2 separate regions of the Homo sapiens genome follow, and region 1 is linked to region 2. A link is an interaction called in ENCODE POLR2A ChIA-PET data of the cell type or tissue named here. Cell type or tissue: A673. All regions are shown on one strand. Each heading gives the region's core, and the rest is flanking DNA. Links, peaks and the distances in the headings are about the cores only. Region 1 overlaps PAPPA (pappalysin 1). Region 2 overlaps ASTN2 (astrotactin 2).

Region 1 (8,000 bases), core at 1-8,000, 200 kb after region 2:
TAAGCTGCAGCCAGGAGGCCTCTAGATCTAAACTGGGAACTGGACCCAACTATGCTGAAGAATACAGGGTGGAAAGTCAAAACAGAGCATGAGGGCTTCTCCACAGCTGCATCTCCTGTAATGCACTAGATTCCATCTCAGAAGGTAACACATTTCCAGCACCAGCTAAAGATATATTACACAGTATAACCCCTTTTGGGGACCCTTCACATTTTGTCTGACTAATTTGACTATTATCCCACCTCCTTCAGCTTTTATCAGCAGCCTGTCTGTAGTTTATGACTCAATGCTTTAGAGACAGAATTCCCAATGCTGTGAACAATGCCTGCAGCCAGTGCCTGTTGGGGAGAGTTATCATTTTACTGATACCACATTTTTTCACTGAAACCTCAGGCCTGGTGTATGTTATATTTTTAAAAGAGGGGAAAAAAAGACAAGATAACTTCCACATTGCAAAGGGATGAAGCCTGCCTTGCCTGAGAGGTCATGTGGGTGGTGTTCATTTTAACAAGCAACTTATTATGTGCTGGGGGATGAGGGCACCAGGGGTGGGAAATTGAGAACGGGAAGTCCCCAGGGTGTTGCATAATAACACACTGGCACCTTGGGAATACTTCCGGATGTGTGGGCTTCTGAAAAGTGAATGGGAATGTCACCATAAATCTGTCACCCACCCTAACGCTGGTGTTACTAAGCCAGAGAAAACATCAGCCCTTCTAAATTGAAGCAGGAGAAGGACAAGAAGGTAGAAGAGGTGGAGGAAGAGAAGGAGAAAAAGGAGAAGAATATGAGGCAGAAGAAGGAGTGAAGGAAGAAGAGGAGGAGGAGAGGAAAAAGGGGGAAGAGGAAGGGGTGAAGAGAAAAGAAGAACAAAGAAAGAACAGTGGAAGGAAGAAAGTCATTCAAATGGAGAGGCAGAGTGGCAGAGTAGAAAAAGCCAGGTTCTCTACTCAGACTGGAGAGAGGATCATACCTCTGTGTGCTGTGTGACCTGGTGCAAGTTAAGATGTCATAAGAGACCTCAGATCTCACATACGGAAACAAGAGACGACCCGTAGTTCACAGAAAACAAAGATGCGTATGAAGAACCTATCACCTAGTGGGTATCCATAAATGGTGGTTGTTGCTGGTATCCTGTGCCCGCAACATTCCACACAAACACACATAGAGAAAAGTAATAGCTAATGTGCATCTGTGCATCAAGCACATCCAACTTGCTAGAAATGGGGTTAAATCTCACATTATCTTATGGCAATAATTTTCAGTCAAGATTCTGAGTGACAGTCAACAAAAACCAACTTTGGATAACTTAAGCAAAACAAACAAGCAAAATTTGTTCAAAGAATATTGGTTACGTATGGAACACTCTCTGGAGAGCCAGGCTTGCGTGCTCTGAAGCTCAATTCCAAGCCCAAGATTAGGTCCCAGAACTAGTTTAGTGAGGGGATCCAGAGCTGGTGCTGTGCATAGCTAGCTCAGCTTTGATGCTAGATGCCTTCCCTGGTACTTAGGAGGCTGGTATGGATGTGGCTACTCCCACCATCCTCAGCAAAATGGTGTCTACAGTATCCCTAAGTCTAATCACTACTAGCTTCCAATTCAAAGTCTTGGGTTGGTGTGTCTGACTGGAGGGCAGAGGGAAAGCCTAGGTTGTATATACCCACACTCAAGCTACCCAGAAGACGGGGAGAAGGAGATGCTTGGATAATCAACTTCTATACTAAGCGTTGGGCTCTTCCTTATTAGAATAATTATCTCCTAAGTCTAAGAAGGAAATTCTGATAGAAAGTATCCAAAAATATTGGTCAATATCTTCCACTGTTGGGTTCTAGGGCTTTTACCATTTTCTACATGAGAACACTGAGGCTTAGCCAAAGTTACACATCTAAGTCATGGTATGCCTGATCTCCTGACTGTTATCTTGACCACTGTCTTAACAAATGCAATCATGGGAACAATGTCAACCTCAGCACAGCCTCCCACACTTGTCTCTCTTCTCTGACTCATTAAAGATTGGTCTGCTGGGAGTAAAGATTCACTGTCTATTTTTCAGCTGTTCCTTTCGGAGGAAGATAGTTTTCTAGACTTCAGCTACACGATTTGTCCTTGGAATGTAGTCCCTGGGAGCTGGGATCTCTGGGATGCCTGTATCTCTGTGAGTGTCTATAATGAGATTTTAAGTGGCCAGTGAAGGGCGTAGCTGAAGGCTTTCCTGTAATACAAATTCCACTGAACATACAGGGGTAACAGAGAGCCTTCCCTAGACACTGTCCACAACACTGATGGTTTTGTATTCCATTCCATTAATTTGTGATACGACTTGTTTTGCAATGTTTTTTTTTCATTCACCCTGAAAGCCTGCAAGACCAGGAGCTATCTTTTTTTTTTTTGCAGGTAGCTTACCACAGTGAGCTCTGGAGTCAGGCTCTCTGGGTTTAAATTCCAGCTCCACCATTTAACTGTGTATCCTTAGATCATCACCCCATACCTCAATTTCCTCTTTTGAAAGAGCAGTTCAGTAAAAGAGTTGTTACGAGAATAAGAGTTTATAAATGTGCTTGGTATATAAGAAGTATTAAGCAAATATCACCATCAGCAGCAGAACACAGAATCTGGTAGAGAACAACAGTCTATAAAATGAATCTAGGAGGATCTCAGTCTCATCCTCTTGGAAACTCCCTCATCTTTTTTATTTTATTTTGAGACAGGGTCTCGCTCTGTCACCCAGGCTGGAATGCAATGGCATGATCTCGGCTCACTGCAACCTCCGTCTCCTGGGTTCAAGTGATTCTCCTGCTTCAGCCTCCAGAGTAGCTGGGATTATGGGTGCCCGCCACCACTCCCAGCTACACTGTATGTTTAAAATTCAGTTTTTTGTTAACAAGAAATGGTGAACCACATTATAATTTTCACCTACTCTCTGCACCTGGCTCCAGTAAACAAGCATATAAAATATCCCAAATTCATGGAACAAGGGTTGATAAACTTCACAGGTAAAATACCAGATAATAAATATTTTAGTTTCTTTGGGTCATAGAATCTCTGCTGTCATCACTGAACTCTCATTGTAGCATGAAAGCAGCCACAGTCAATATGCAAATGAGTGTGACTGTGTTCCAATAAATCTTTATTTACAATTACAGGGGGCAGGCTGGCTATGGCCTATGGACCATAGTTTGCAGACCCCTTCCATGGATGAGGAGCTTCTACCTATTAGAGATGTCCTTATTTTTCCTGATCATTGCATAGCTCTAAATCAACACAGCAGATGAATGTCAAGGCTCAAGCATCTCTTTCAGGGTACCATATCCTACCTTCACCCCATCCTACTTTCTTTCCAGAAGCACATAAATTACATGCCACATTAGTGCAAGTCAAACAGGCAGATATTTTTCAGCATGGTCTGGGACTAGTGTTGGTTGCCATAAGGATGACGACAAAGGTAAGAGTTTGGCTCAGGTAGAGTTCACAATTAGAAGGAATTCAGTCACCCACCTCAAAAAATCACACAACAGAAGTGCAGGTAAGGCTCTTAAGTTAAGAGTTAGGACCACTTAACCCAATCATTTAAAAATTTACAGTAGGTAAACTGAGGCCAAGACTAGGGAAGCCACTTGGCCAGCTTTATGTAAGTTCTCAGCACAGTTGGTACTAGAACCTGGTTTTCCTAATTTTAATCCAAAGTTCTTTCCACCACATCACTAGGCTAATATCAAGCTTTTACTAGGGACCGGACCATATTCAAATCAACAGAGGAGAGAAAATTTTTTGGCAATTTAAAACCCAAGGCCCTGCCTAGAAACTCCCATGTCTTTTCTCCTGGGGCATCTACCTATCTTCCAACCATAAATATTTACAGAGCACTTCTATTGTGTTGCTCAACCCCTACTGGGTGCCAAGAAGATAGTAGGTGCTCAACAAATGCGTGTTGAGAATTGAATAAGAGACACATGGTATATGGTCTTCACCATCACGGAGCTCACAATCTACTGGGAGAAAGAATGTCTAAATGCACCCCTGTAATGCACTGCAGATGCGAGGATGCAATGCTATCTTTTCCTCTTTAGTCCTAGAAAATTGCCTGTCAGTGAGAAATCTTCCCACGAAGGTTTTCATCCGCTTGTAACTGCCCCTTCTCTCTTCAGATAGAGCACCTCTGTCTTTTGTACTTGCAAATGAATTGTGATTAGTTTTCACCTCCAGCCCAGGGGATTAGCTGGGGGACCTTTGATCTTCAGGTATCGATTTGCATCTTAAAGGAAGTATGATCTCATCTGGACCAGCTCAAAATTCCACCCCTGCCCCTCCCAACCCCTGTCTGTTTACCAGCCCGGGGCTGACCAGGGCCTCCCAAGTGGGGCTGAAACAACAAGATCAGCCAGACTCCAAGAGAAGGCAGAGGAAAACAAATTTCCCAAATGACTCGGTGAAGGTGGGAAAAGGACATTTGCTTTCTAAACACAGGCTGGTCTGCTATTCCTCCTTCCTCAGATCAGAGAGACTGCCCAAGGTTCTGAGTCTGCAGAGGGGACCTTGGTGGTTCCTGCATCACGGCTGGAGGTTGCAAAGCAAAATGAGTTGAGCACGTGCTTGAGAATCAGACAAAATCAGGTTCAAGTCCTGATTCTGTCTTTAATCACTTTTGACCTGTATAACTCTGGACAACTTTTGAAATTTTTCTGGCGTTTGATTTTTTCTTATCTCTGAAGTAGGAATAAAAGCCTTAAAACATCTCCAGTAATACCCATCCTGGACAGTTAGTGTGAAGAAAAGCAGGGATGTTTGTAAGGTAAAGCTTGATCAAAAGAAGTTACCCGTCATTGGCATCATCTATGAGAGCTTAAGCTCTTGAGGGATTGCTTTGTTTGTTTGTTTTTTCACTGCTGTATTTCCCGATATTGAAAACAGTGCCTGGCATGTAGGAGGCACTCAATAAACAGGTGTAATACAAAGGAGTGAATCATCATTTAGTCATAACTATTGTTGGCATTATCATTGACCAACCATTCTGCACCGTTCATTTCTTCATGAAGGCCACAAGAAATGAAAAAGACGTACCAATACAATTGAAGGAGACTTCTTGTCGGCAGAAAAGGGAGCAGCCATCACCATTGATCTTATTCATGTCGTCGCATTGTTCACCTTGGTCTCTGCAGAGCAGATATGGAAGAGAAATTTGCCAATTTAGTCTTAAAACCATGGCTGGACATGGAAAAGTCCCTCCCTGGGCCATGAACCTTCAGTGAGACCTTGCACAAATCCCTTTCTCTGTCTGAGTCTCTGCTTCTTCATCTTCAAAATGAGATTTCTAAAAGGTATGGATTTATAAGATACTTTCACATTTGCCTTGCTTTGTGTTTCTGATGACAAAGTAGAAGTCCTGATTCCAACTCATTCTCTGAGATCTCAAGTCAGTTAAGTCAGATGGGAGTAAGACATGGAAGAACTAATGAACAAATAAATGGTCTTGCTCCCACAGTGTCTAGGAAGTCTCACAGACATTTCCTTGTCTCTGATCTTAAAAAAAGCATATTTGAAGGAAAATGTAGAGATTCTGGTCCTTCACCACTCCCTGCCTTGATATCCTTCTTATTCCCCCAATATACTTAAAGGTAACTTTTTTTTTTTCATTCATGCATTCAAGTTTAGTCATCCTTCCATTGGAAAGTTTTGCTTTCTCCATCGGGTGTGTCATTTGTTGGTGTCAAGAACTCCAAGGGCTGCGAGACTACACTGTTATGAAATACTAATGCCCCCTTTGTTTTTGTTGGAATTATTTCCACCACCTAAGGATGATTTTGCAAAGGGTTGGGATGGGCAGAAAATGAGCAATGATCTTTGAATTGGGCTTAGGTGATGAGAAGGAGGAACAACACCTGAAAGTCTGGATGGGTTACTGCTTTCTGGAAAACGGTCATCCTTTAAAAAACAAAACACTTGGGTTTAGAACCCCATGTCTCAAACTAACTGTATAATCTTGACAAAGTCACTTGACCTCTTGATCTGATATTTCTGTGATGATTTACATTTAAATTAATTGAAATGAATTATAATTAAAATTCCAATCCTCAGTCATAGTAGCCACATTTCAAGTATTCAGGAACCACATGTAGCTAGTGGCTACTGTAATGGACAGCACAGAACACATTTCCATCATTGCAGAAAAATCCATTGAACAGTGCTCCTGTGGATGCTGAACTTCAGTTTTCTCATGTGCTAAAATGGAGATAATTAGTCCTATGCCTCTGAGTAGCTTAAAGTGGTTGGCACAGTGGGTGACACATAGAAGATGCTCAAGGAATCACAGTCCCCATTCCCACTTTGCGTTGGGAGGTCTCTGCAGAGTGTGTGACAGCTGTCCCTCCCTCCCCAGAGACCAGCTGGGACCTGTCACAGCATGGAAGAGGCCTTAGACTTTTCCTTTCACCCAGGCAATTAACACTGGGCAATGTTTGTTGCTTTTAAGAGGTGTCAGAGTAGCAGGATAATGCCTTGCAATCAATCCTTAAGATGGCTAGGGCATTGAATTGATCTCCAAGGAGCCACCCAAGTCCTCTCCTGTCTGCACACCTATGAGCAAAGAAGAAGTTTGTATTTTTAGCTGGTCTCAGCATTGTCTGGCAGTGGGTCTTGCTTGCTGGAAATTGCCGATGACCTTGTGCTTCTAAGCTAATGCATAGGTTGTTTTGGAAAAGACTTTAAAAACAAAAAAATACCTGGGCTGGTTCCCTAAGCCACAAAGCTTACTTTCAACCTCCCTTCCATCGCCACCCAAACAGTGTTCTACTGGTTTAAACAAAATATTCGGGTCACTACAAATATCTTCTAGGCATGACAGATCTATCATTAGATAAAGAAGTTCTGCGAAACCTTATTTGACCTCTGGGGCTGGAGCGGGTGGCCATCTTTCTCTGTGTCCACAGACATCTTGCTCCATCTATCACAGCACTTGTCAAACTGACTGCCTTTGCCTGTTACTTGAGAGCCCCTTATAAGAGGCTGTAATTTGCCAAAGGAAGTGACAGAGTCTTCATCATCCTAGCACCCCAGTTTCTGGCACAGTGCCTAGGATATAACAGACAGCATGCAGCCACTCCTTTACTTGTTAGTTTTGCAGAGTTGTCACATCACACAACAATGCAATGGGGAATCCAGATGAGAATCTGGGCCCTCTGTTCATGTATTGGTTCTACATCTTACCAGATGTGGAAGCTTGAGAAAACCTCTGTAATCTCTTTGTGTATTCATTGTTTATCCGTAAAGTATTATAATAAGACCTATCTCACATGGCTGTTGGGTGGGAGAACTCAAGGAGACAATAATGTAGCACAGTGCTTCATGCACAGTAGAGACTCAAGAAGTGTGTATAAATATTATTGTCATTATCAAAACGTTCATCCATTGCCTTCACCTTTACCCGATCTATCAAATGTAGAACCTGTTGCTATGGATCATTTAAGACAGCACTCATCCATTAAGGGCCTCACTGAGTGCTGAGTCTATCCATATTTCTTCATAAATTATTTTACAGACAGAGCAAATTAACTTGCATCATTCCATGAAAAATCGTATTAGCTAAGATGATATCCCTTCTTTTCCCCAAAGTTTTCCTTCCCCCCTACCCCCCCACCCCTACTTAGGGAAACATCCATAAGCTAAATTTAGTTTTCTACAAAGTATATCAACAAATATTTGATATCTACAGGTAACTGAACATGTGTTTGATGTTTATGAAAGATACTAATTCTAGGTAAAAATACTAAAAAAAAACTGTATTAAGTATACTATTTAAAATTAATAATAATTATGATACTAATAGTTTTAGATCAGCAAGAATGATATCATTTGCAGTGTTTAACCAATTCATCTATATCTGTTTCCACCATGAGCTGAGATGAGCTGTAGATGAGGCTCCAAATCTGATGACTTAAAAAAAAAATTGGGCTAAATTAGAAATTCCCAAATCACAATTATGAGTTATCACCAGTGACTGCAAATGT
Region 2 (16,515 bases), core at 5,260-13,259:
TCTGCTGACACCATATGTTCACAGCCTTCCAGCAGGTTGGCGTTCTTCTCCCACACTTGCCCCTACCCACCACTCTGCAGGCACGCTTGCTAGAGTGCGCCAGTCTCTTCCTTCCTCAAGGTCTTTGCCTCTACTGTTCTCTTTCCCTGGGATGTCCTTCCCTTGACTCTTCCCATGTGTGTTTCCTTGTTCTCCTTCAGGTCCATGATTAGATGTTGCCTCTTTAGAGACATCTTCCTTTGCCACTTTTATCTACCTGCCTGTCATGCACACAGACACACAAAGCCATGGTACTCACTAATACTGTAATGATTTAGTCTCTGTTACTTGTTTTTGTCTATCTTTTCTCACTAGAAGGACATTGGACCAAGGTCTGTGCCTGCCTTGTTCATCCTCTATCCCTGGTACCTAGAACAGTAACTGACACTAATTAAGAATCCAATAAATCTTTGTCGAATTATTTGAACAAATTTTCAAGTCAATGTGGAAATTCTGTAGACACTGACTTCTCCCCTTCACTCATGTAAAATTTCCTACTCACTTTCTCACCAAATATTCAGGAGACACCCACTATGTGCCAGGCTGTGGTCCAGTACTGTATCTCTACATCTGTCTCTAGGTTTCTATGTTTCTATTTCTATCTTTCTCTGTCTGCTTTCCTCTCTTGGCTCCCTCCTTCTTTCCACTTCCCTCTCTCCCTCCTTCCCTTCCTTTCCCTTCCTCCCTTCCTTCCTTCCTTTCCCACTTCCTCCCTTTCTTCCTTCCTTCTTTCCTTCCTTCCTTTCTTCACCCATCCTTCCTTCCTTGCTTCCCTCCCTCTCTCTCTTTTTCTTTCTTTCTTATAAACCTTATTTAATCTAATCCTCACAACAACTCTGTAAGGTAGTTGCTACTATTCTCACCTAACAGATAAGGCAACTAAGGCACAGAGAGGTTAGGTAACTTGACTACCGCCACAAAGCTAGTAAGTAGAGGCAGATTTCCAACCAGTTTATCTCCACTGCCTGAACTGAAAATTGCCACACCGAATTATGAGAAGAGTTGGGCATATAGAAATGACAGGGGTCAGAGTGGAAGCTGTGGGCAGGGATCTTTTATACAAAGATCCATGCCCAAATGGGTTAGAAACAATATGGAAAACACACTTTTAGTTGTCACACAAAAGCTACATGGCTACCATTGAATTTCAAACTTTGTCCCTTCCCCGCAGTCCTCACAGCACTACACACACAATTGTATGTGGGGTCTGCATGAGGACCCCTGCTCCTCCCTAGGGATGGACTCCCATTGTCATTTGTGCGATGCCCTTGATTTCCCAGCTCTCATCTGCCGAGCTGTTTCCCAGCACTGTCAGACTCCCATGTGTCTCAGCAAGCAAGTCCAGGCTCCTGGCCCAACAATCCTATTCCAAAAGCCCAGGGGGCTGAGAGCCTTGGATGGAGCATTGCTGGCCTGTCCACCACCCTCAGGACACCACCTCTCCTGGGCACAGCCTGGGAAGCACATCACAGAGGCAGCCAGGGCCACCACCATGGATACTATAATTATATATTAGATGAAATCCCAATGTTTCCCTTTATTTACATTCCTACCCTACCCTCTTCATTTCCTTTCTTCATGCCAAAAATCAGCACAGAATTTACTGGAAACAGCATGAAAGTCATCAGGAGCCCTCCAGGGCTTGCTTTCAAAAGTGCTTGTCCAGATGATAGGAGGTGAGATTGCTGAGGGTCATCCTGTCTCTGGCCCTTAGCAGCTATGGGGCCTTTGGCAAGTGGCTTCCACTTTGGAGGTCTTCGTTTCTCCATTTGTAGAAGAGGGTTTGAAAGGGGCCATCTCAAATGAACTTTTCATGAATTCAGAGGCTGTGCATTTCCCTTTTTTTTTTTTTTTTTTTTTTTTTTTGAGGCACAGTCTCCTTCTGTCGCCCAGACTGGAGTGCAGTAGTGCAATCTCAGCTCACTGCAACCTCTGCCTCCCGGGTTCAAGCGGTTCTTCTGCTTCAGCCCCCTGAGTAGCTGGGACTACAGGCACGTGCCACTGTGCCCAGCTAATTTTTGTATTTTTAGTAGAGATGGGGTTTCACCATATTGGCCAGGCTGGTTCGAACTCCTGACCTCGTGATCCACCTGTCTTGGCCTCCCAAAGTGCTGGGATTACATGTGTGAGCCACTGCGCCCAGCCTGAGGCTGTGCATTTCAAAAGATGATGGGGGCAAGAAGACAGACACCAGCCCCTGGCAACTGGGGAGGCAAGGGTCTAGTCCAGGTGAAAGAATTTCATTCAGCTTAAGGTCAGATATTTCTGCTTTCTCTTAGCATCAGTGACCCAACCTGCTCAGTGGGCCTGTCAGGCCACATCCTAGATAGGACCCTGAAGGGACTTTCAGCTCCTATGAGAAGGGAGCAAAGAGGAAACCTTCCATGCTGACCAGAGGCCTGAGCTGCAGCCCAGGGTTTATCCAGGACACACCAGGGAAAGAATCCAGGAGAGGCTTGATAGGGTTCTTGTGCTGCTCTGTTCTGGCTTTTTCTTCCCATTGTGAACTTTTCTTTCCTTATTTCATTTTATTCCTCCTTTCCTCCCTCCATTCTTCATTTTCTTCCCTGGCTCTCTTCCTTCCTTCCTTCCTTCCTTCCTTCCCTCCCTCCCTCCCTCCCTCCCCCCTTACTCCCCCACTACCCCTCCCTTTCCTTCTTTCCTTCCTTCCTTTCTCCCTCCCCTTCCCTCCTCCTTCCCTTCCTTCCTGTATCCCTCCCTCCCTTCCTTTCTCCCTCCCTACCCCCTCCCTCTCTTTCTTCCTGTTTCCCTGCTTCCTCTCCCATATTTGTAACATCTCTCCTTTGCTTTCTCCTTTTGTTCTTTTTTTAACTGTTTCTGCCTGGCCTTTTATTTCCCCCTCTGCCCTCTGTTTCTTCTCTTTTCTTTCTTGTTCTCTCTTTCTTGGTCATGGACACTACTTCCCTCTCCGTGTCACCCTGGCTTCCTGTCCATCTCTCTCTGTCTTTTTCTTTTCTTTCATTTTTTTTTTTTTTCTTTTTTGATTAGGGATCTCACTGTGTTGCCCAGGCTGGTCTTGAACTTCTGAGCTCAAGCCATCCACCTGCCTTGGTCTCCCAAAGTACTGGGATTACAGGCGTGAGCCACCGTGCCTGGCCTGTCTCTGTCTTTTTGTGTCTGTATGTACCTCTCTTCTACTTGCTCTCTCTGTGTCTCTACCCCTGTCTCTTTCTCCTTTTCTTATCACTTCTCAGTCCCTCTCTTGCTCAGCCCTAGGGTCGCTCTTCTTTTATCCTCCTGTGCATTTTTCTCTCCACTTTCCTCCTCCGACACCCAAACAGCCCACACCAGCCTAAGTACAAGGATTTCTGCCTATTATCTGATTCTGGGCTGAATGGCAATTTAGGTGTGGCCAAGGGTCTCGGAGCTCAGTAGGGACGGGGGTGACTGATGTCCCCAAACTCGAGTGGAATGTGAACTTCCCTTGGCTGTGGTGTCCAGTCCTAATTGGTTAGGGGATGGGGGCAAGTACGGCAGCCTGGCGACTCAATTCCATCTAACATCAGGTCGTACTGACCTCTCCAAAGTGCACAGTTGGGGCCTGGGAGAGGGGAATAGCTGTCCTCAAGCCAGAAGCAAATACAGCCGTGCATCCCAAGCCAAGAGAGACTCGTAGAGGAAAAATAACGCTGTTTTTCAGCCGACAGACAGTGAGGCTCCTAAAACCTGCTGGGGACTCTCAAGCAGGCTGTTTCTTTCCTCACACTGCGTCAAGATTCCATCCAGGAATGGGACACCAGCCAGGGTTCCAGAGGGACAGGGCACAGACTGCTCATGTGACCTTGTGGAGTGGGGAGGGGGTGGGAGCTGAGGCTGCGCTGGAGGGCTAAGCCTTGAATACTGAGCAGAGGAGCTGGGCTTTCTCCTGCAGGCGGAGGGGAGCTGGGCTTTCTCCTGCAGGCAGAGGGGAGCCAGGAAGGGCACTGGAGGAGGGACAGGATGTATCTTAACCTGTGTTTTGTGGTGACAACCCTGACCATGGTTTGGAGAACAGGCTGAGTTGAGTTGAGAGCCAGGAGGGCCATTTGATATTGATAAAAGGGGGAAGGATGGAGTCCACACACATTTGGGGACCAGCGAGTGTTGCTCTGATTAGCGAATGTGCTGGGCCAAAATGGAACAGCACAGTCTCAGGAAACATCTGGAAACAGATTTTTCATAACTTACTGCAGTGCACAGTGTTCAAGAAAAGCGCATATTTGTTGACTGTCTAGGAGGTGCCTCACAGTAAGGTAGGCACTTGTGCTGCAGAACTAACCAAACCAAAGTATTTGCCCTCATGGAGCTCATATTCATGGTGATGAATACAGAGAAAGGACCAGGCTGTTACCTGACACTGCATATCATGCTCCAGGGACCGTGGGGACACCAAGGAAGAGCCACTAGCCCAGCCAGGGGAACCCTCCGCTGCAAGTCTTCTGAGGAAGTGAGAGGATGGATTGCAGTGGGTTGAACAGTGTCCTTGAAAAATTCACATCTACCTGAAACCTTGGGATGGGGCTTTATTTGGAAATCATCTTTGCAGATGTATTTACTTAAGGATCAAGATGAGGTAATACTGGATTAAGTTAATTCCTTAATTCAGTGACTGATGCCGCTCTGAGAAGACAGAGCAAAGAAGGCATGTGAAGACAGAGGCTGAGATTAGAGTGATGCCGCCTCAAGCCAAGGAACACCTCGGGCCATCCGAAGCTGAGAGTGGCAAGGAAGGATTCTTTCCAAGAGCCTTCAGAGGAAGCATGGCCCTGCGGATGCCATGATTTCACACGTCTAGCCTCTAGAACTCTGAGAGAGTACACTTCTGTTGTTTTAAGCCACCAAATTTGTGGTGCCCTTTTAATGGTAGCCCTAAGAAACTAATATGAGGGAAAAGAGGATTTGGGACAGAGGACAGACTGTGAGCAGGCTGGGGGACGAGAGACAACGCTGCAGCAGAGAGTGTAACTGGAATGTGGAAGGCCAGGGAAAGTAGGAGATTTGGGGCTATGGAGGCAGGCGAGGACCTCATCATCCAAGTTGGGCTCCATGAGGAGTATGGGGAAGCTTCCAGGGAGTTGGTGGGATGAATGAGCTTCATTGCTGCAGGAAAGAGTTGACTTGCAAGGGGAAGGCCAAGCATCTGAACAATGCCTAGAGGAGAGGAAGCAGGTCCCCGAGGCCCTTGAAATGATGACCATGAAGAACGCTTGAGTGACCTTGAATGTTTATTCAAGTTAAGAAAAGACACAAAAGGGTGCACCCAATGTCTTCAACCCTCTGTAGAGCTGCACAGGGGTACAGGGCACAGATGTGTTCACTGTGACTCCAGAGAGCAGGACAGTGGTACAAGGCTATAAGGCAGATTGATTTTGGATCACTACAGGAAATGTTCTATTACTGGCCTTCAGTGGGCTGGAAGTCTCGGTGGGCAGTGAGAGCCCCATGCTCAGGGCAGCAGGGAGCTGTTAGGGATGAGGCAAACTCTAAGCCATGCTTTGTAAGGAGGAACTTGCCAGTGATGGCAATGAGTCATTGTGGCCAGATGCTTGATAATAGGGAGGAGTGAGGACTGCAGTAAATTAGGCATGGCACAGAGAATACTTAGTTCCAGCTGCTGGTTACCATTTGAGACTGCTGATTTGGTGTTAATACATCTTCCAAGCCAGAAATCTAGATGTTTATGTGAAACCTCCTAATTATTACATGCTGGCAACCAATTTAAAATTGGCCAAATAAACCAATTTTGTAGGTAACAACCAGCAGATCATTAATTTGGGAACTCTTATCTAGGCCACTTCTCTCAGTGTATAGATGAGGAAGCTGAGACCCCAAGAGACTCTGGCATCATAGTCAAGGCAGAGCCAGGAATGATACATGGGAATCCTGACTTCTGACTTCTGTCTTTTACCAGTAGGCTGTGACCATCACTTTCTACTTTAGGGTTCCTTGTCAGGAACAAAGTACCCAGTTAGTTCAACATAGGGAGAGGCTTCTGGAGTGGGATCACAAGCCCCACCTAGGCTGCATGCCCAGCTTTGCTGTCCATCCACCTGGGGCCTTGGGCAAAGAACTTCATTTTTCTGATCCTCAGTTTCTTTTTCATTGCAATGAGGGGCTCAGATAGAGAAGTTCATTTCTACTCTGATCATTTAAGACTCTAGGAATGAAACCAGGCTAGAGGCCAGGCTTCCTAACTTTTCCCTGCTCTCATTATCTTGGCTGTGGGTCCATCACTGCACATGAAGGGGCTGCCTTCCCCCTATGCCCATCTCCATCTGTGAAGGAGGTTGTGAGCAGTCTTGAGTCATCACTGGAAAGGTGTTAGTGGACTGCAGGGATTACCATTAATGATGTGTAGAGAGTCAGAGGTGAGACGGAATCCAGACTTCTGGCATTTTTCTTGCTGCTCTGTTCTCCTTTCCTCCAAAGACAGACCCCCATCCACCAACAACCCTATTCCACTTTCATATTTGAATCACAGGATAGTGAGACTGCAAACACCACTGATCTAAACCCTCTCTCTTTATGGGAAAAACTAAAGCCCAGGGAGGAGATAGGGCTTGACCCAGGTCACCCAGACAGGCAGAGCAGAGCTGGGCTGAACCAGGACTCTTCACCTCCGTTATAGCCTACCTGCTGCTCTCTGGTACTAGATTCAAGCACCCATCTGCCCCGATCCTCTTGGGTATCTGAGAGTCTACGAGCATGGGGTCTTGAGTCAGACTATTCTAGGGTCATTTCAAATCTCAGACAGTTTCTGGCTGTACAAGATGCTTATTTCTCCTGGGTCTCAATTTCTATATCTGTACAGTGAGGGTATTGCCATTTTCCATGTTAGAATTTTGTTGTGAAACAAATACACATGCAGAGCTCCCAAGCATAGGGTGTCCAGAACAATATTAAACACATACCAAGTACATATAAGATCTTTCTTGAGTAGGTCTTTTTTTTTTTTTGAGATAGAGTCTTGCTCTGTTGCCCAGACTAGAGTGCAGTGGTGCGATCTCAGCCCACTGCAACCTCCGCTTCCTGGGTTCAAGCGATTCTCCTGCCTCAGCCTCCCGAGTAGCTGGGTTACAGGTGCCCACCAACACGCCCAGCTAATTTTTGTATTTTTAGTAGAGACGGCATTTTGCCATGTTGGCCCAGCTGGGCTGGTCTCGAACTCCTGACGTCAGGTGATCCGTCTGCCTTGGCCTCCCAAAGTGCTGGGATTACAGGCATGAGCCACCACACCTGGCCTTGAATAGGTCTTTATCTGCCAACTGAAATGATGACCTTGAAGGGGACTCATGCTTGGCTAATTGTCCTGCCCACTGTGCAGTTACTCACGTTTTTCTGTTCCTGAGCATTTCCCAGAAGCCCTTTGGACATGGGATCTGGCTAGTTTGGATTGTTTTCCCCCATCATCTGACGTAACAAGAGATGCCTTTCCTCCCTCTCTTTTTATTCTACTATTCCTTGAACCTATAATGTTTCTCTTTATCATAAAGAATGAAAACTGTCTGTAATCTAAGAGTAGAATAGGTTTTAGAAACCATGGTTTAGTTACCTGTAAATCCATAACATATGGCCTGGCACTTAGTAGGTACTTAATTTAGCAAACATCAAAGATCGATAATAGGTATTACAGGTTGAATGAATGAAGACAGTCTGTCATGTATGCAGTGTAGCTATCAGCCAAGAACATGGTTCCTGCCTCCCAGTCGTTGTCATCATGTACCATTTATCAAACTCTATTACATGCCATTCATTATGCAAAGTCTTTTGGTCCACTAACTCTTTGAACCTTAATAATATGGTACCCTCTAAGGTAGATACTATCCCTATTTTACAGGCAAGGAAACTAAGATGGGAAGGCTTAATGGTTTGCCCAAGGTCATCTTATTAGTAAATGGCAGAACCATGATTCTTTTTTTTTTTTTTTTTCCAAGACAGAGTCTCGCTCTGTTGCCCAGGCTGGAGTGCAGTGGCACAATCTCAGCTCACTGCAAACTCCACCTCCCGGGTTCAAGCGATTCTCCTGCCTCAGCCTCCTGAGTAGCTGGAATTACAGGTGTGCCCCCTCCGCCGCCGCCACCACCAACATGGCTATTTTTTTTTTTTTTGTATTTTTAGTAGAGACTGGGTTTTGCTATGTCGGCCAGGCTGGTCTTGAACTCCTGACCTCAAATGATCTGCCTGCCTCAGCCTCCCAAGGTGCTGGGATTACAGGTATGAGCTACCACGCCTGGCCAGAACCATGATTCTAACACAAGCTATCTAGCTCCAAAATCTGCACTTGTGTATTCTTATGCACTTCTCTCTTAGGCAGTGACCAAGCTGCAATTCAAAGTCTTATGGCTGAGACTGAAAGAGCTTTGCCCAGTGTTAGGGACAAACTTTTAAGCAGCTAATCATATTGGGGGTAGAAGGTGATTTGCCCCATAATAAAGGCATGCGAGTTCTGAGGAGGCTGTGATCTCTAACAGCTAGTGTGCCTTTGGGGAGGTGCCTTTGAGCTAGGTCTGGAAGAATGGATAGCATTGAACACTTAGAACTGGGGAAGTTATTGCATCACAGGCAGAAGGAATAGCTGAAATGAAGGCAGGGAGGTAGGATATTGAAGGGACCACATATGGGGTACAACAGAGATTCAGGGCAGTTGAAATGTACAGTATATGAGGTTGGAGAGGCAGGACTTGCAAGGCCTCATAACGTGTGCTAAGGAGGAGCAGTGATAAGGCCACAGTTGGGTTATAGAAAGATCTTCGTGGTGTATAAGTTAGAATAGAGGAGACTGCAGGTAGGGAGACTAGCTCGGGGTCTGGCTGAATGAATCTGGAATTAGAACCATGCAGGGGGCTGGAAAGGAGGAGACAGACGATGGAGGTCATGGCATGTGGGGCTGTTGCACTCGCGGGTTTTGTTGGGAATCTATCAAAGCACAACCAGTAAGCCAGCCTTAGTGAGAAGACAGAGCCCAAGGTTTGAAATGTAAAAATCTGGTTTCAAATTCTGACTCCCTCAGTTCTTAGCTGGGTAGCCTTTGAAAAATTGCCTAACCTTGGAGACCAAGCCTCTTCCTGCATCCAAAAAGTGAGAGTAATAAATTCTTCTTCAGAGTGTATGTGTGAAATTAAAACCAAATATTCCATATGTCCATTTCTGGCACCTAGTAGGCCCTTTATTCCTAAGAATTTCCTGCTGTCCTTTCCATTTGCTTCACTCTTATTGCAGTAAGCATTCATATGAATTCCCCCCTCCCTCCACCCCCTTTACTGCCCAACTTCCTTCTCTGTCCCTCTTTCCCCGGGATGCCAGAAATGAAATAACATTCTTCGCGTGTTTGTTCTAAAGCTCCTGGCAGCCTTCCCAAAGACCCCTGGCTGGGTCAGGACTGATTTGCATTAGCATGTGTGAGGCCAGCCTGAAGGGGAGGGAGAGGCCCTGTTTTCAGGGAGTTTCAGGAGGCACCCCTGCCAGAAAAAGAAGTTACTATTTCTTTCTGGGAAACATTCACAGATTAAAACAAGCAAGAAAGGCCGGGAAGCTGTCTCGCTTGTGGAGAGGTTGTGTGTGGGTGAGCTGCCTATCTGACTCTCACGACTGGATCCAACTCCTCTCACCCTTATCGCAGGCCTGTCCCCAGAAATCTCTCCTCCAAAGAGTGTAGTAACTTAACACCATTACATAGATCTTTCTTAATCATATCTATAGCCTGTAACAGGGGGAAGAGAGAGAGCAAAGGGGCAAAGAAGACACTCAGAAGCTACAGGATAAGTAAACAGCAATTTTGCTGGCTTCTACACAGATATTAAATCAATTTAAAAAATCATTTTAAAAAAGAAAAAGGAGAGGAAACCCCAGAGATTTTTCATTTGTTTGTTTTTGCTTTAGTCTTGTTAATTTTTGAACAATACATCGTCTTAGAGTTATAACTTTCTTCCAGGAATCTCAATACCCTTGTCCCAATGTAGGTAACCAATGGCAGGCCAAGGAGAGTACCCACCATAAAGCATTGGCATTATGAAATATGCCATTTTTAGAGGCAAGAATCATGCCATTTACAGAGAGGACAAATGAGTTCTGGGTGCTTTATTGGACTTTATTTAACTTCCCATAATTTCCCTTATTCATCTTCACTCCACAATATGAATATGCTTTCTTCAGGTAGGACTTTTGCCTTCTCTTCAGTGAAGAGTGTTCATGTAAATACTTTGGAGTGCAAATAAAAGAATCAATGATATGAATGGCTATTATATAAAGAGTGCTTTCAATATACCAGGCACCATTCTAAATAATTTCTGTAAGTTAATCCATCCACCCTTCTCAATGAGACAGTGTTTTTTTATTATCACTATTTTGCAGATGAGAAAACCAAAGCCCAAAGAAGTCAAAAAAATTTACCAAAAGCCATGCCACAAGTCAGTAGCAGAGCCAGGATGTGAACTCAGACAGTTTGTCTCTAGAGTCTAACTTCCTAGTTATTAACTGATCCAGCATCCCCAGAAGTCACATTAGCATTTAAGGAGCCTAGCTCACACCACAGCATGCGCTCTTCCCCTTCACAGGGCCTCAGAACACGCCGAATCTTTTCCCTGGGTTAACACTATTCATCCTTCAGTGTTCAGCCTAAATCTTTTTATTTTTTTTATTTTTTATTTTTATTTTTGATATGGTGTCTCGCTCTGTCACCCAGGCTGGAGTGCAGTGGTGTGATCTTGGCTCACTGCAACCTCTGCCTCCCCAGTTCAAGCAATTCTCCTGGCTCAGCCTCCTGAGTAGCTGGGATTACAGGTGCCCACCACCATGCCCAGCTAATTTTTGTATTTTTAGTAGAGGCGGGTTTTGCCATGTTGGTCAGGCTGGTCTCGAACTCCTGACCTCAGGTGATCCTGCCACCTCGGCCTCCTAAAGTGCTGTGATTACAGACGTGAGCCACCGTGCCCAGCCTCAGCCTAAATCTACATCCTCAGAATGGCATCCCCAGAACCCATAATCTAAATTATGTACCTCACCTCCTTTCTTTATTGCAATTATCAAACATTACAATACAGATTTATGTGTGTATTAACGTTCCCTGTTAGACTTGACAGTTTATGGGGTATAGTGTTTGTTTTATCTGTGTACACTCAATTGCACAAACACAGAGACACTCAATAAGTATGTATTGTATACATAAGTGAATATATGCAATATCACATTTTAGCATAGCTAGAATTATTAGGCAGATACTTTTCCCCTCTCACTTTAGAGATGAAGAAATGAAGGCTCATGAAGGTTCAATAAATTGGCCAAAGTCACTGAGGGAATAAGTGGCAGAACTAGCATTTGAAAGCAGGTCTTTTCTGACCGACCTCAGAGCTCAGGCTCTGACCCGCTGAACTATATTCCCTCCTGCTGAGCTTTATAAGGGGCACAGGGGAATGAGGCAGGGTTTGCCCTAAAAAGTTCTCTATTCTGCTGGGAGGAGCCAGTTGTATACATAAACCACTATACCACAAGCCAATTGAAATTGGTGAACTGGTTCTATGACGTCATATAGATCATGGACTATGGAAAAAAAAAACCACTTGAGAGAGCAAGGAAGTTTTTAGCAGCCAGGATGACTTCCTTCTGCCTTTATTTATCCAACACACATTTATTCTCTAAGGGTATGTTTAAATGTGACACCCTCCCTATTAACATTTAACGTTTGTTTATTCTATTAGTTTTTGAGTACCTTTTTCTCTGTACAACTCAGCACTACATTCTTGGAACCCAGAGATGAACGAGACATTGTCTCTGCTTCCATGGAACTCACGATGAAATGTGGTCAATGATATGAGAGTTCAGACGAGAGAATGCCTTTCAGCCCAGTGAAAGCTGCCTAGAAAGGATGACATTTTATTTAAGTTTTAAAGAATGATCAGAATTACTAAGATGCAGATACCAAGAAAAGGAAACATGATTTTCCAAGAAGAGGAGGTCATATGTGCAAAGTTACTGAGAAGCAAGGCAACATGGCACATTTGCAACCCCTACTCAAGTTATTATGGTGCAAAGGAACAAATTCGGATGATGAAAGAAGTTGGTAGAGCTCAAATCATAAGGGACTATTTTGCCAACCTAAGGAGTGTGGACTTTATCTTGAAAGTAAAGAGAGCTATTAAGGGTCATGAGCCGGCTGCTCAGTTGACATTGTCAGATTTGCTCTTTAGGAAGATCACTCTGGCTAATACACTAGCAACAGATTAGAGGTGTGACAAAACTATAGGAAGTAATTTGGGAAGCTGTTCCCAAAGCCTGGATGAGAGCCAGTGAGGGCTAGTGTAGGCAAGAGTTGGAAGAAAGAAGGGAGATTAAAATCTTCAGTGTCAGATTAACAGAGGGTGAGAGATGAGCCACAGACAATTCCTCTGTGTACATGAGCATCCTTCCTGATGCTGGTTGGTAAGAACTCTACTCCAATTCCTTGCCTCTTAGGTGGGCCCAAGGTAGAGTAGTACTGGTGACAACCAGGAAACTTTCTCCTAACACGTCCTATGTACTATAACTGTCCTGTGGAGGATAAACAATAAGTAAGCCTATTTGAGTTGGCAAAAGTCCCCATTTCTTCCTTACTAATTTTTATAGGTAATTAGCTCTCATCTCTTTCTGAAAAAGGAAAGAAAGCCTTTGGGAGTGCCACTAGTATATGAGAGGCTAGCAGGGTTGAAAGAAGAATGAGTTGTGGTTTCTTTCCCCAGAAACCTCACATTCCAGTGGGGATAACAGCAAGTAAAGTATTGATAATGATAGTGTCATTCACGGCTTCATGTCCTCAGTACTGACACTCAGAGGAATGAGAAGCTAGTCCTTTCTGAACAGGTATGGGTCTTTCCCAGAGCCTGGAAATTTGGTTCTGCACCAGGTAGAAAGAGACCTAGCCAACGTTGTGTGGCCAGGCAGTGACAGAGGTTTTGTTTGCTCATCACTAGGCTGAGCTGCAGAGCCAATCGTAGGAGCAAACTTCATTCTGGGAAAAGAGTTCACTACAGTCCTGCTAATGATAACAACTACCTACCCTACCATTTCTTGAATATTTAGAAATGTGCCAGATATTAAGTTTAATGTGTGATTTAAAAACATTATCTTGTTTAATCATCACAACAACTTTATAAAGGATATTTACATGAGTTTAGACTCTTGGAGGCAACGGACAGAAACTCAAATGAAAGTTGTTAAGGAAAATAGAATGTATCTGCTTATATAACTGGGAAGTCTAACAGTGTGCTGACTTCAGCCCCAGCTGAATCCAGGAGTTCAAATGACGTCGTAAGATTCTGTCTCGGCCGGGTGCAGTGGCTTACGCCTGTAATCCGAGCACTTTGGGAGGCTGAGGCAGGCGGATCACGAGGTCAAGAGATTGAGACCATCCTGGCCAACATGGTGAAACCTTGTCTCTATTAAAAATACAAAAATTAGCTGGAAGTGGTGGCGTGCGCCTGTAGTCCCAGCTACTTGGGAGGCTGAAGCAGGAGAATTGCTTGAACCCGGGAGGGGGAGGTTGCAGTGAGCCAAGATCGCACCACTGCACTCCAGCCTGGTGACAGAGCGAGACTCTGTCTCAAAAGAAGAAAAAAAAGGACTCTCTCTCTCTCTATCTCTTTCCTCAAGTTTGCTGTGTGCTGGCTGCATTCTAAAGTGAGTTTTCCTTATGAGGGGTATGAAGATGGAACCTAGCAACTGTAGACTTTGATAGTCCTTCATGCTTTTAATCTCAGAAAGAAAGAAACACACCAAACCCCTTTTCCAGCACCCCTATCAATCCTCAAGAAGGGACTCTTGCTGCCTTGCTTGGCTGATGTCACCACTCCTCTGGTGAGAGGCAGGAACATGAGAGGAACAGTCCCACCCAAACCACATTGAGAACTGCAGAAATAGTTCGTCAGTGGCTATAGGTACCATGCTTCCAAAAGAAGGCGTAACAATGTCTGGGTAAGGAAAACAAACAAAACTGATAGCAAAAAATGTTATTCTCAGAGTCTTATTATCCCCATTCTACAGATGAGAAAACAGAAGCCCCACAAATCATGGGTTATGGAGAAAAAAAAGCTTGGGAGAACAAGGAAGTTTTTAGCACCAGGCATGACCTCCTCCTGCCTTTATTTACCTAACACATATTTATTCTCTAAGGGTATGCTCAAATGTGACATCCTCCCTATTAACACTGGGCAGAAGCACAAAGCCGGGTCCATATCTAGGTCATTCTGATGCCAAAACTCTGGACCTGAACTTCTGCCCTGCATTGCCTCATCTTACACTGGATGTTCTGTCTGAGGAAGGTGTGGGAAGGTAGAAAACCCTACTTGGAGGCAGCAACCAAATTTATGAAAAGAGAATAGGTGAGGAAGGTCACAGAGAGAATGGGCTGGTAGGAATTGTGAAGCAGGCTGCTGTAAGGAACTGCCTAGAAGTTCCAGCCTCATATCTAGCCTTTGAGAAACGTTTGCTGAGCCAATGACGTCAAGACTCATTGTTGCAGAGCAGAGATAAGAGAAGGTGGCTGGACTGGCCAAGAAGCTAGAGATCTGAAGTGCCTTAATGCTGTCTTAGTCCTTGGACCAATGCAAACCTCACAGAGATTTTTCTGCAAGAGGGGGAACAGTTTTGTCTTCAAAGTCAAGGTGAATGCAGCATAAGGAGCCCTGGACCAGCAGTTGATTAAGTACCAGCTCTATCACTCTTCCACTATGCGTCCTTGATTCAAAAGCCCGCTTCCCACCCTCCCCGCAAACAGCAAGTTCACTGAATGTAAAATGTGGGCAATAAACCCTGCTTTGTCTTGCTTTCAAGGTTATTTGTGCAATACGCTTTGCAAAGTATAAATTGATAGGTGTCAGGGATGTGTTCATTTGTTTTAATCATGAATACTGAAATAAAATAAAGTATGGAGAAAGTACAATAAGCCACCACGTGTCATTATTCAGGATTACTGCATGTCAGTACTGTCACATTTGCTTCAGAGCTCTTTATTTTCTCCTAAAGGAAATTAAAGACACACTTGAAGACTACTCATCAAGTAGCCTTCTCAGCCCCATTCTGCCCCTCCCATCTCGCCTAAAACACAGCCACTCTCCTGAATCTGCATTAGTCTAATCCGCAGAGCAAAGTGGGTTTGTGTTTGTTTGCTTGCTTACTTTTAAATTTGCGCCATGATCCTTAGTTTCATATGTAAGCAAATGGAAACTGCAGCTGCTTCCAGCTGACAACTTGCAGCTTGTATTGTTATTATTTATTATTAATAGTAATTTAATTTCTGTATAACGATATGTTCAAAACCAAGTCACAAAAAGTACCACTGGATGTTATCTCTCTCCTGGGAACTCTTCCCCCCTTTTATGTCAATCAATACCTGTAAGAAAATAAATATTTTAATAATGTGTTCTTCTAATCTTGTGCTTACGCAAAGCCTTACGTCTCTGAGAGCTTGTCCAGCCGTGGCGAGGTCTTATCAGGGCCGGATGCCCCAACCGTACCCAGCCAGCCAGTTGCTCCCATTCTGGTAACTCAAGGTTTCTAAGGCTGATGTGTCCAGTCGACCAGAAAGGCTTATCTTCATGGGGCAAAGGGAGCCGGTTGGTGGCTGGGGCTCTGAGATATTAGACAAAGGCTGCACAGGGTCGCCTGAGTTCAAAGCAACAATCAAACCTGCTGGCTGTAGTGAAAAGGGACAGCATGATAGAGAGTATGCAGCCTTCGTGGTGGAGGCAGACAGACTTGGATTTTAAACTTGTGCTCTGCCACATCTCAGGCAGGTGTGCTAAGGGTATGCTCAAATGTGACATCCTCCCTATTAACATTAGGCAGAAGCACAGAGCCGGGTCCATATCTAGGTCATTCCCTCCATAACGACTACAGGGAAAGACCTGCAGTGACCTGCTCTGAGCCTCTTCATATAGTCTGCAACAGTTGGGTTGAAGAGGCACCTTCTTTGCAAGTTTCTTAGGAAAATAGACATCAGGCATATCGCACCCATTGTGCCTCACACTTACTTATCAGTGAGTGGTTGATGGGAAGAAATGGTAAGTTGATCCCTATAGGCAAGTAGAGACCCCAGCAGTGTGTCCCAGAGAGCAAGCTTCAAAGCAGTAAGAGATGGGAAACAAACAAAAAACAGAAACAAAATTGCCCAGTACAAAGGCTCTCTGGAGACTCAACTGGCACACAGAACTCAATATGTTAGTCATGCAGTTTCTCATATTCTACCCCCACTCCCATATATGCAACATGCACACAGCTACATGAATACTCAATACTCAGGGATATGCTTCAGCACAAACATCCATACATGAATGGACCACATAACTGCTCTCAAGGAAGATAATTATAACCAACATATTGAATGCTGTGGGCCAGTCACTCTGCTAAGCCTTTACTAGTATTTTACAATGATTCCAGGACACTAGTAACATCAATATCTATGCATTACCATTGATGGAAGTGAGTCCTAGAGAGATGATGCTATTGTGT

The links. ChIA-PET counts read pairs that join two places held together with the same protein. Peaks named below come from ENCODE experiments on the same cell type or tissue, not always from the same donor. Only the 100,000 strongest peaks of a DNase experiment are listed, where the experiment ranks them.
Region 1: POLR2A ChIA-PET joins it to region 2 with 10 read pairs; 4 of 35 experiments call an interaction of 5 or more read pairs at or near these places.

What each region holds. Positions count from the first base shown.
Region 1 is chr9:116,268,475-116,276,474 of GRCh38, reverse strand. It overlaps PAPPA (pappalysin 1), which reads right to left. Exons shown (of 22, transcript NM_002581.5): 9 at 5,059-5,150. Among named protein-coding and RNA genes, the nearest start is that of PAPPA-AS2, 91 kb to the left of the region's middle. RefSeq lists an enhancer at 3,690-4,354. In A673, for the core only: no CTCF peak of the experiment used is centred there; DNase peaks (open chromatin) are centred at 584 and 7,034; H3K27ac peaks cover 1,540 bases.
Region 2 is chr9:116,464,382-116,480,896 of GRCh38, reverse strand. The region is part of intron 20 of ASTN2 (astrotactin 2); the gene reads left to right. Among named protein-coding and RNA genes, the nearest start is that of ASTN2-AS1, 32 kb to the left of the region's middle. RefSeq lists enhancers at 8,890-9,480, 9,481-10,072, 15,531-15,675 and a cis regulatory region at 15,594-15,611. In A673, for the core only: no CTCF peak of the experiment used is centred there; a DNase peak (open chromatin) is centred at 9,386; H3K27ac peaks cover 1,767 bases.